Regions from separate parts of the Homo sapiens genome. Here region 1 is linked to region 2. A link is a contact called in ENCODE Hi-C or POLR2A ChIA-PET data. All regions are on one chromosome and are shown on one strand. The core of a region is the stretch at or near the end of the contact, and the rest is flanking DNA. Distances in the headings are between cores, read along the strand shown.

Evidence for each region. A loop is a pair of places that touch in the nucleus more often than their neighbours do. ChIA-PET counts read pairs that join two places held with the same protein, here RNA polymerase II (POLR2A). Pooled maps may share reads with other maps.
Region 1: a pooled map shows a loop between it and region 2 (4-fold over the local background). The contact joins two enhancer-like sites. A Hi-C loop is called at or near these places in 2 of 50 pooled maps. POLR2A ChIA-PET finds 5 or more read pairs at or near these places in 2 of 52 experiments (PC-9 and T-cell).

Annotation. Positions count from the first base shown.
Region 1 is chr6:37,219,486-37,224,147 of GRCh38, reverse strand. The region is part of intron 1 of TMEM217B (transmembrane protein 217B); the gene reads left to right. The region is part of intron 1 of TMEM217 (transmembrane protein 217); the gene reads left to right. Among named protein-coding and RNA genes, the nearest start is that of TBC1D22B, 36 kb to the left of the region's middle. RefSeq lists silencers at 1,233-1,282, 1,653-1,912 and an enhancer at 2,113-2,252. Within about 2 kb of position 1,532, at least 22 of the 41 ENCODE cell types and tissues checked have a DNase peak (open chromatin) inside an H3K27ac peak, as active enhancers do.
Region 2 is chr6:36,665,530-36,670,628 of GRCh38, reverse strand. No RefSeq gene overlaps it. Among named protein-coding and RNA genes, the nearest start is that of PANDAR, 7.0 kb to the left of the region's middle. RefSeq lists enhancers at 3,203-3,497, 2,890-3,671, 3,196-3,675, 3,672-4,453. Within about 2 kb of position 3,413, at least 20 of the 41 ENCODE cell types and tissues checked have a DNase peak (open chromatin) inside an H3K27ac peak, as active enhancers do.

The DNA.
Region 1 (4,662 bases), core at 283-2,782, 560 kb before region 2:
GGCCAACATGGTAAAACTCTGTCTCTACTAAAAATACAAAAAAATGAGCCAGGCATGGTGGTGGGCGCCTGTAGTCCCAGCTACTCGGGAGGCTGAGGCAGGAGAATCGCTTGAACCCAGGAGGCGGAGGTTGCAGTGAGCTGAGATCGTGCCACTGCATTCCAGCCTGGTGACAGAGTGAGATCCTGTCTCCAGAAAAAAAAAAAAAGGCTGAGGCAGGAGGCTCTGTTGAGCTCAGGAGTTTGAGGCTGCAGTGAGCTATGATTGCATTACTCCATTCTGGCCTGGGCAACACAGCAAGACTCCATCTCTATAAATAAATATATAAATAAGAAAAATGGGCTAGGTGCAGTGGCTCACGCCTGTAATCCCAGCACTTTGGGAGGCCAAGGTGGCAGATCACCTGAGGTCAGGAGTTTGAGAGCAGCCTGACCAACATGGTGAAACCCCGTCTCTACTAAAAATGCAAAAATTAGCTGGGCATGGTGGCACACGCTTGTAATCCCAGCTACCTGAGAGGCTGAGGCAGGATAATTGCTTGAACCCGGGAGGCAGAGGTTGTGGTGAACTGAGATCACGCCACTGTACTCCAGCCTGGGCGACAGAGCAAGATACTGTCTCAAAAAAAGAAAAATATTTGAGTTGAGTATAGAATCCTAGGTTGGCAGGGGTTTCTATTTGTTTGTTTTGCTTTGTGTAGCACAATTAAAATATTATTCCATGGGATTTTTGTTTCCTATAGAAGTCTATAACTGTTGGTCTTTTAAATAAAAAGCCCATTGGCTGCTTTTGAGATTTTCTTTTTGTGTGTGGTGTTCCATAGTTTGAGTACCATATGTTTTGTGTAGATTTTCTTTCATTTATCCTTCTAGCAATCAGTTAGGTTTCTTGAATCTGTGCATTGGTGTTTTTTTTTCAGTTGTGCAAATCCTCAGCTATTTTCTCTGTAAATATGCTACCCCCATTTTGTCTCATCTCTCTTTCTCTATCAGAACATCTTATTATGTCTTTCATGTCTCTTAACTTCTCCTTCATATTTTCCATCTTTTTGTCTCCCTGTGCTACATTCTGGATAATTTCTGCTGATTTATCTTGTTTCCTGGTTAACTAATTATTCCTTAATCTGTGTCCAACCTGCTACCATTTATGTCCACTGAATTTTTAATTTCAGATACTGAGTTTTTCATCTCTAGAAATTCTATTTGGGTTCTTTTTCAAATCAGCTAGTAATGGCAGTGGCTGCTACCATCACTCCGGCTGTCACTCCAGCTGCAGCAGGGAGGCGCGGCTAGGGTTACACACTCCATGGAGCCGGTGGAAGCCCGGCCCCTTCTGAGTTAAGTCGGGAACTCACCGGGTGCTACTGCAGCCGCCCAAACCAAAGCCGTAGACCCCACCTCCGGCTCTACGGAGCAGGCAGAAGTCCCGCCCTCTTGGGCGGGCTGCAGCTGCCCAAACTGTGGCTGTGCATCGAAGCCTCCCTGTGCTCTTGGAGGAGGGCCGGGAATAGGCAGGATCTGCCCTCCCAGGTGCAGCTGCAGCTGCCAGGACCCACGGCTGCAGACCTGGGCCTCCCACTTCACTGAGCAGGCAGGAGCCAGGGACAAGTAGGAGACCCGCCCCTTTCGAGTTAGCGGGGCGGGACCTCCTAGGTGCAGGACCCGGGCGTCTCTGCAGCCTGCACCCTCGGGGACCCCAGGAGGCCCCCTTCCCCGGCTTCCTGCCGTCCCTGCAGGCTCCCGGATGTCTGCTCCCGCTGCCTGGCCTCTCTCCAATCCCGGCACCAGTTCAAATCTCGGAGCCGGGTTGGGGTCGAGCCCTGGGGGGGCCATGGATGGCAGCGGGAGGCGTATCGATTCCCGGGTGGAAGGGGGCGGGTCCTCAGTAAGGCCCCACCCTCAGGCCAGGGAGAGCCTGAAGGCTGGGGCCAGGCCGCCAGTCCTGCAGACCTAAGTGGTGCCTCTTCCAGCCTGCCCATGGCCCCCGATGTACCAATCTGCGTGCACTTCCTCCCTTCTGAGGTCCATAAAAGACCTGGGCTTAGCCAGAGCAGGGCAGAGGATGGCTAGAGGACGAAGAGAGCAGAGAGATGATAGGACGACCAGCTGCAGAGAGGAGCTATCCTCTCTGCTGATAGCAGGAGACAATGGGAGGACCAGCTACAGAGAGGAACTACCCTCTCTTCTGAGAGCCTCAGAGACCTGCAGAGACGTCAGGACTATCAGCTGCATAGAGGAGCAACCCTCTCCAGGGCCTTCTCCCTGCTGAGAACAGCAGATATTAGCATGACTTGCCTACAGAGCGGAGCTACCCACTGCGAGTCTCCTTTTAGCTGATCTAACACTTAAAGCTCATCTTCATCTTGTTTACCCTTCACTTGTCTGTGTACCTCATTCATCTTGGACACAGAACAAGAACTCAGGCAAAGGTGCCGCTGGCCACAGAGGTTTCTGGCCAGAAAATTGACACCCCAGAGATCCTGTAACACTAGGTCATTTTCTATGGTTTCCTGTTTCTTCATATATTTTCAGTTTATCTTTTATTTATTTTAATGCAGTAATCAAAGAAAATTCTGACACATTCTATAACATAGATGAACCTTGAGGACATTATGTTAACAGAAATAAGCCAGTCACAAATGCTATAAGATTCTACTTACATGGCCAGGTGGGGTGGCTCACCCCTGTAATCCCAGCACTTTGGGAGGCCGAGGTGGGAGGATCACCTGAGGTCAGGAGTTTGAGACCAGCCTGACCAACATGGCGAAACCCCGTCTCTACTAAAAATACAAAAATTAGCCAGGTGTGGTGGTGCACTCCTGTAGTCCCAGCTACTTGGGAGGCTGAGGCACGAGAATCGCTTGAACCCAGGAGATGGAGGTTACAGTGAGCTGAGATTGCACCACTGCATTCCAGCCTGGGCGACAGAGCGAGACTCCGTCTCAAAAAAAAAAAAAAGACTCCACTTACATGACATGTCCAGAGTAGTCAAATTAATAGAAACAGAAAGTAGAATGATAGTTTCCAGGAGCTGGGGCAGGGGGAAATGGGAATTCGTTGCTTAATGGGTGTACAGTTTCAGTTTTGCAAGATGAAAAAGTTCTAGAGATTGTTTGTACAACAAAATGAATATACTTAACACTACTAAACTGTCTACTTAAAAATGGTTAAGATGTAAAATTTTATCTTGTATATATATTATATATATCTGTGTATTATATATGCATGAATTATACTATAATAAAAGTAAAACAAAAATTTTAAATAATGCAAAAATATAGTAATCATAGTTGTTTGATGATCAGATATTACTGCAGTTCCATTGCTATCTGTTGTTTCAGCTTGTTCTCACAGTGCCTTGTTCCTTATGTGCTTGGTTATTTTTCACTATGTACTTGTCATTGTCCCTGAAAAATTACTGATGAAGATTCTTAGAGGATGAAGACCAGCATAAAAGTACAATCCTCCAGAGAGGATTTGAATTTGCTTCTGCCAGACACTTAGACACACTTTCAGTTTAGGACGACTTTAAACAAGATTTATAACTTAAAGTTAAAAAAAATACTTCATGTAATATGGGCTATAAATCTACAAAAAAAAAAAGGCCAGCTATGATTACAATGTCTCAAGGAGAGTTTTCTCCCCACCTGCTCAGTGTAGTTAACAAGCCAACTTTTCTTGGAGTTTCCTGGCAGAAAGATGTAGGGGAGGTTTACTTCTGATTCACCTTTCCCCTAATCGTAGGCCTTTGGGGATGCTCACAACTAATATAGGAAAGACTCCTCACCTTGGTGGACCCAGAGCTTTGATTTTGTTCTTTACCCTGCATTGCTGTCATAATGAAATCAAGTGTGCCTAGATTGGCAAATAACTTCAGAGCAAAATTTACTTCCTTCCACTTGGGGAGCACTTCTATACTTTATATTTTTAAACTATTTTATCCAGCATTTTAAGTTGCTTTTTGGCAACATGTCAGCCCAAATAACCTAACCAGTCAGAAATCCCTCTACTTTATTTCCTGTTTCATTGACTTACGCGCTTCTATTTATTTTCTTCCTCCTACTTTTGTATAGTTCTTATTTTCCCTCTAACTTCTTGAGTTGAATACTTAGCTCATTGTTACATTTTCTTTTCTATTATAAGGCTAGTCTATCCTAGGGCTCTAAATTTCCTTTAAAGTATGCATCTTTCACTGTAATCCATATTTTGATATGTAGTAGAGAAGCGATTGCCCAAAGCCAGTTGGTGTCCACCTGTTTTTATCATCTCCACCCAACAGGGTTCTTGTGCTGCCCTGGTTATATCCTGAAACATCTGTACTCAGGTCTGAACAAGTACAGGCAATTTTCACCATCTGGGCAGCAATGGAAGCCCAAGGCAATGCTGGGAGAGTTAACAGCATAATTTTTTTTTTTTGGATATAGGGTCTTGCTCTGTCACCCAGGATGGAGTGCAGTGGCATGATCTCAGCTCACTGCAGCCTTGACTTCCTGGGCTCAAGTGATCCTCCTACTTCAGCCTCCTAAGTAGCTAAAACTACAGGCATGCACCACCACACCTGACTAATTTTTGTAGAGATGGGGTTTCACCATGTTGTCCAGGCTGGTCTTGAACTGCTGGACTCAAGCAATCCTCACACCTCAGCCTCCCAAAGTACTGGGAT
Region 2 (5,099 bases), core at 2,164-4,663:
TTTGAGAGTTGATCCCCCAGCTCCAGTTGAACCTCCCCAGGTGGAGCCACATGAAGTAGAGACAAGCCATCCCCAGTAAACCCCGACTGAATTATAGAATGTGAGCAAACAAATGATCGTGGTTGCCACTGTGTTTTAACATGATTTTTTAGGCAGCAATGCGTAACTTAAACATGATTCAATCGTTTTCCGGTTTCTATGTTATTTACTTATTTATTTTGAGACAGGGCCTCAATCTGCCGCCCAGGCTGGAGTACAGTGGTGTGATCATGGCTCACTGCAGCCTTGACCTCCCAGCCTCAAGCAATCCTCCTACCTCAGCTCCCAAGTAGCTGGAACCACATGTGCACACCACGAAGCCTGGCTAATTTTTTTTTTTTAAATAGAGGTGGTGTCTCCCTATGTTACCCAGGCGGTCTCAAACACCTGAGCTCAAACTTCAGCCTCAACCTCCCAAAGTCTTGGGATTACAGGCATGAGCCACCATGCCCGGCCCATTTTCAGTTTTTTAAATATCCAATTATTCCTTCTCCTATCAATGGGTTTGGGTTATCGCCAATTTTTGTTATTACACATAGGGCTACTATAAGTATTTTTATCCGTGTTTCTAGGGCACATGTGCAAGAGTTTCTGGCTATATACCTAGGAGTCGAGTTGCCCGATAATCACTCTGTCAGGAGAAGCATGATTGAAGAAGTAGCCACACCAGGTATCTGGGCCTCACTGTCTGTCTGTGTCTTTTAGGATTATTGGAACAAGTCTAAAGCCCTGAACACATATTGGGGATTATCATTGCTTGCATTTTTGTATAGAAACAAAAAGTAATCCAAAGGAATGAAGCCCTAATGGAAGAATTTCAACGATTGTGACACCTGAGAATAGACATTTGGCAGCAAAGGGAGCTGCCCACAGATTCTGAATTCAGTCCTGTGAGCTGCCTTCAAAGCTCCCAAGACACCCCCTCCAGGTCCCTTAGCTCACAACAGCCTTCTGGATGATCCCAAAATAATAGGAATTGGGCACTTTGATTTTTTTTTCTTCCCTAACATATTTTTTAAACCCCTCCCAAGAAAAAGCCTCAGCATAGGCTGAGGGGCTTGGGTTCGGGGCCTCTGATTGCACAGCAGTGTGGAATCTCAGGGACATCAGGTTTCAGATCCATTCTCTCACTCCTCACCATCCACATGCTCCTCCCTCCCCCAACCAGGGCAGGGGTATTAGACGCTTATACAGACAGAGAAATGGAGACCCTAGGAAGTGCTGGCTTCGGCTAAGGGGACACAGACCAGGGTCAGGGCAGATCCGGGGCTCTGGCTGTGGCCGCAGCCCTTCTGCTCCCCCTCCCATCAGCTGCTTGTCCTTGCCTTTGCTTCCCTAGGGTGGCTCTAAGTGTCATCTGTAATTGTAATGCCATCGGGGCCACTGTGGAATGCGACAGCTGCAACCCCCAAGCCCCAAATGCTAGTGGCCACACTAGAGCCAAGTTCAGAGCCAGGGAGGAGATGTCACTCCCTCTTCCCTATCCTCAGTGGTTTCTAACAACCCTGTATCTGCTGGGAGGAATCATTGCTGATGTCTCCTCCTACGCCCATCCTAGCAGCTTAGGACTGGACTTATGAAGAAAAGTCAGGGTGAGTGATAGGACGACACTAGCTCCTGTAATAAATAAACTCTCACATTTCAGTGACAAGCCAAATACAAGTTTATTTCTCACTCACATATGAATCCAATAGAGGTGTTCTGGTGGGCCGGTGGCTGCCCTCCGTGTGGTGATTCAGGTTCTTAGGTTCTTTCCACCATGTGGCTCCACCATTCCCTGGGGCCTCATGATCTCTGACTGCAGCTGGAGGTAGGGGAAAGTGCCAAAGAAGCCACGTGCATTTCTTCACACCAGGCTCAGAAGGGACTGGCATCATCTCCCACCCACGTTCCATTGGTGAGAACTTGGATGCACCCCCGGATGCACAGGTCAATGTAGTCCCCAGAGGGCCGCACAGATTTGTGATGACCCACTAGCCATCTCCATCAAAGCTGGGAGCATGGCAGACAGGACTCCTTCCTCTCCCCCATCTTCCGGTAAGAGGGTCTTTTCCTACTGAGTCTCTGGACGCAGCCACAAGAATAAGAAGAATGCCACCTGTGCAGAACATGAACTTGGACCTCAATATCTTCATGTCTAAAATGGGTGCTTTCATAGCTATAATCTTACCATTCTCCGGAGAGACTGAGAAAAATGAGGTAGGCATGATCCTCTTCAGTTCCCAAAGGAGGAAACCAGGCCACAAAGAGACAGTGAGACTAGCCTAAAGTTACACAGCAGGACCCAATTTCCTCCTTCTGGTACACAGCTTTTCCTTTTTCTTTTTAAACTAGTCAACATCAAAGTCTGGGGCCACACACTGCCTCACTCCTGTAATCCCAGCACTTTGAGAGGCCGAGGCACAGGGATCACTTGAGCCCAGGAGTTAGAGACCAGCCTGGGCAACATGGTGAAAACCTGTCTCTACAAAAAAATACAAAAATTAGCCAGGTGTGGTGGTACACGCCTGTGGTCCCAGCTACTGGGGAGGCTAAGGTAGGAGCCCAGGAGGTCGAGACTGCAGTGAGCCAAGATTGTGCCACTGCACTCCAGTCTGGGCAGCAGAGTGAGACCCTGTCTCAAAAAAAAAAAAAAAAAAAAAAAAGGAGAGACACAGGAAACAGTGGCAATGGCTGCCTCTGGAGAGAGGAGCAGGTCCATTGTGTTACCCCCTCCAGGGCACCATTAGGAAGCCTGGGTGGACAGCACCCACCAGTGGAGTTGTGCTGTGCACAGCCTGTCTGTCTTGGGGTGTAAAGTAGGCTTATTCTTCTTAATATATATTTTTAAATCGTTAATACCATCTTAGATAATAATTAACACAATTAAAATACATATTCCAAGTGCCAGCCCTATCTCAACCCACTGAATTAAAATTGGATAAGGGTCTGCCGGCTGCACAAGTGTACAGATATTTTGAAAAAATCTCCCCAGGTAATTGAAAGCTCCCCACCCTCCATCCTCAAGGCTTGGGAAGCCTGATTTAGTCTCTCCTTGCACAGGCCCCTCTATCTCACTTCTAGAAGTCTCAACGGACCCTTTAACCCCTGGGAGACTGAGTGAACTAGGAATAGATTCTGCCACTGAACAGGGAGGAGGGAAGGAAGGAGTGAGCCAGGGTTTGGGGTAGAAAAGCTCATGGCTGAGTGAGCAGGAGGCCAGTTTTGCCTCCTGGGCAGTTGGGGCCTCCCACTTCCCTGCAGCCCTGAAACACCCTCCCCACACCCGTGCATCGCCTCGCATCAGCAACTCTGGCCGGCAGAGCTCCCGCTGGCCTTGCCCGGGCTTGTCTTTTGTTGCATTGTTGCATCATCATGCGGCCTTGCAGGGTGCCAGAAGAGTGAGCCACCCACTCACCACTGGAAGAAAACAGCTAATTATATCACCAAGAGACCCAGGGCATATGGTCACTCTCAGCTGGCCCAGCCTGTTTCTACTTGCTTTGCATGATTGTTCTGGATTTTTCAAAATAATAATAACTACCAACCAGGAAAAAAAAAAATCACCCCTGACTGTGGAGCGTGCTGCTGAAGTAGGAGCTTTAGTCTACCTGCTGCTCTAGGAGAGACCTACACAGCCCCCTGAGCTCAGAAAACAAAAAGCCAGACTCCCAGACTAGGGTTCAATAGACAAGTGGCTCTGAGAACAGGATACACTGGAATCAGCAGAATCCAAAAGACAAGCATTGCTTTGACAGCATCACAGTAATTTATTTTTTCCAAAATCTTTAAAATTCTATTTGTAGTTTAGTCAAAAGTGCAGAGCGTTTTGTTTGTCCATAGTTTCCTGTATTTATTTTTTCAGTAGATAATACATTCACATGGTCCACAGTCAAAAGATGCAAAAGGCTATTCAGTGAAAACTCTCCCTCCTACCCCTACCCTCCAGCTACCCATTTTCTTCCCAGAGGCTGTGGCTGGTGGCTTGTGTCCCCTTCCCACAGATAGTCTAAGAACATCCAGGTCCTTCAGCTGAAACCCTTGGGCACAGATGGGTTGCAGAATCTAGAACTTTTCCCATTTTAGACAGGTAATAAAGTGCATACAGCCTGTATTCCACAACACCAGCGGGCTCCGCCCAGGGTGAGCAGTCAGCCAGTTTGCCCCAGACTGTTCCAGTTCCATGTCCAGGGAACCCCTTCAATCCCAGGCAAACCAAGACAGTAGGTCCTGCTAGCTGTGGGCTGTAATGTATTCACACTAACAGGGACAATTAAAAACTGCAAATGGCTTCACATCCTTTTAGCTCTGGTTTTGCTACCAAATAAATTTGCCACAAACCAAAGAAAAAAGTTTTGGTTTCCAGAGCCTTTTGGATTTGGGAATTGTGGATGAGGGGCTGGGGACCTATACACAATATACATATATATTTTTAATCTGCTTGAATGGAAACACAGTGTTGGGCACATTGTTTTTGCACTCAATTTATCTTAGTGGCTTTCCACATCAGTACATAGAAATCCTGCCCTTTCCTTTTTACTGCTGCATTGGACTTCAACACACGGGTGAACATTTAGGATGTCTCTAGTTTTCTGTTATTACAAACACACATAGTTTTACAAGCAGCTAACAACATGGGGAGGGGGCAGAGGAGGAATGGAATCATTCTTTTTTTTTTTTTATTGGAGATGGAGTCTCACTCTGTTGCTCAGGCTGGAGTGTAGTGGTGCGAACTTGGCTCACTGCAGCCTCCACCTCCCAGGCTCAAGCAATTCTCCTGCCTCAGCCTCCCGAGTAGCTGGGATTACAGGTGTCTGCTATCACACCCAGCTAAAGTTTTTATATTTTTAGTAGAAATGGAGTTTCACCATGTTGGACAGGCTGGTCTCGAACTCCTGACCTCAGGTGATCCACCCGCCTCAGCCTCCCAAAGTGCTGGGATTACAGGCATGAGCCACTGTACCCAGCCAGGGATCTTCATTCCTAATGTTTGTTTATGACTGAAAGTTTATGTCCAAGCCTGCTCAGAAGTTGCGGGGCAGAAACAAGACCTACTGAGGTCTCCCAGACCAGCTGCCCCG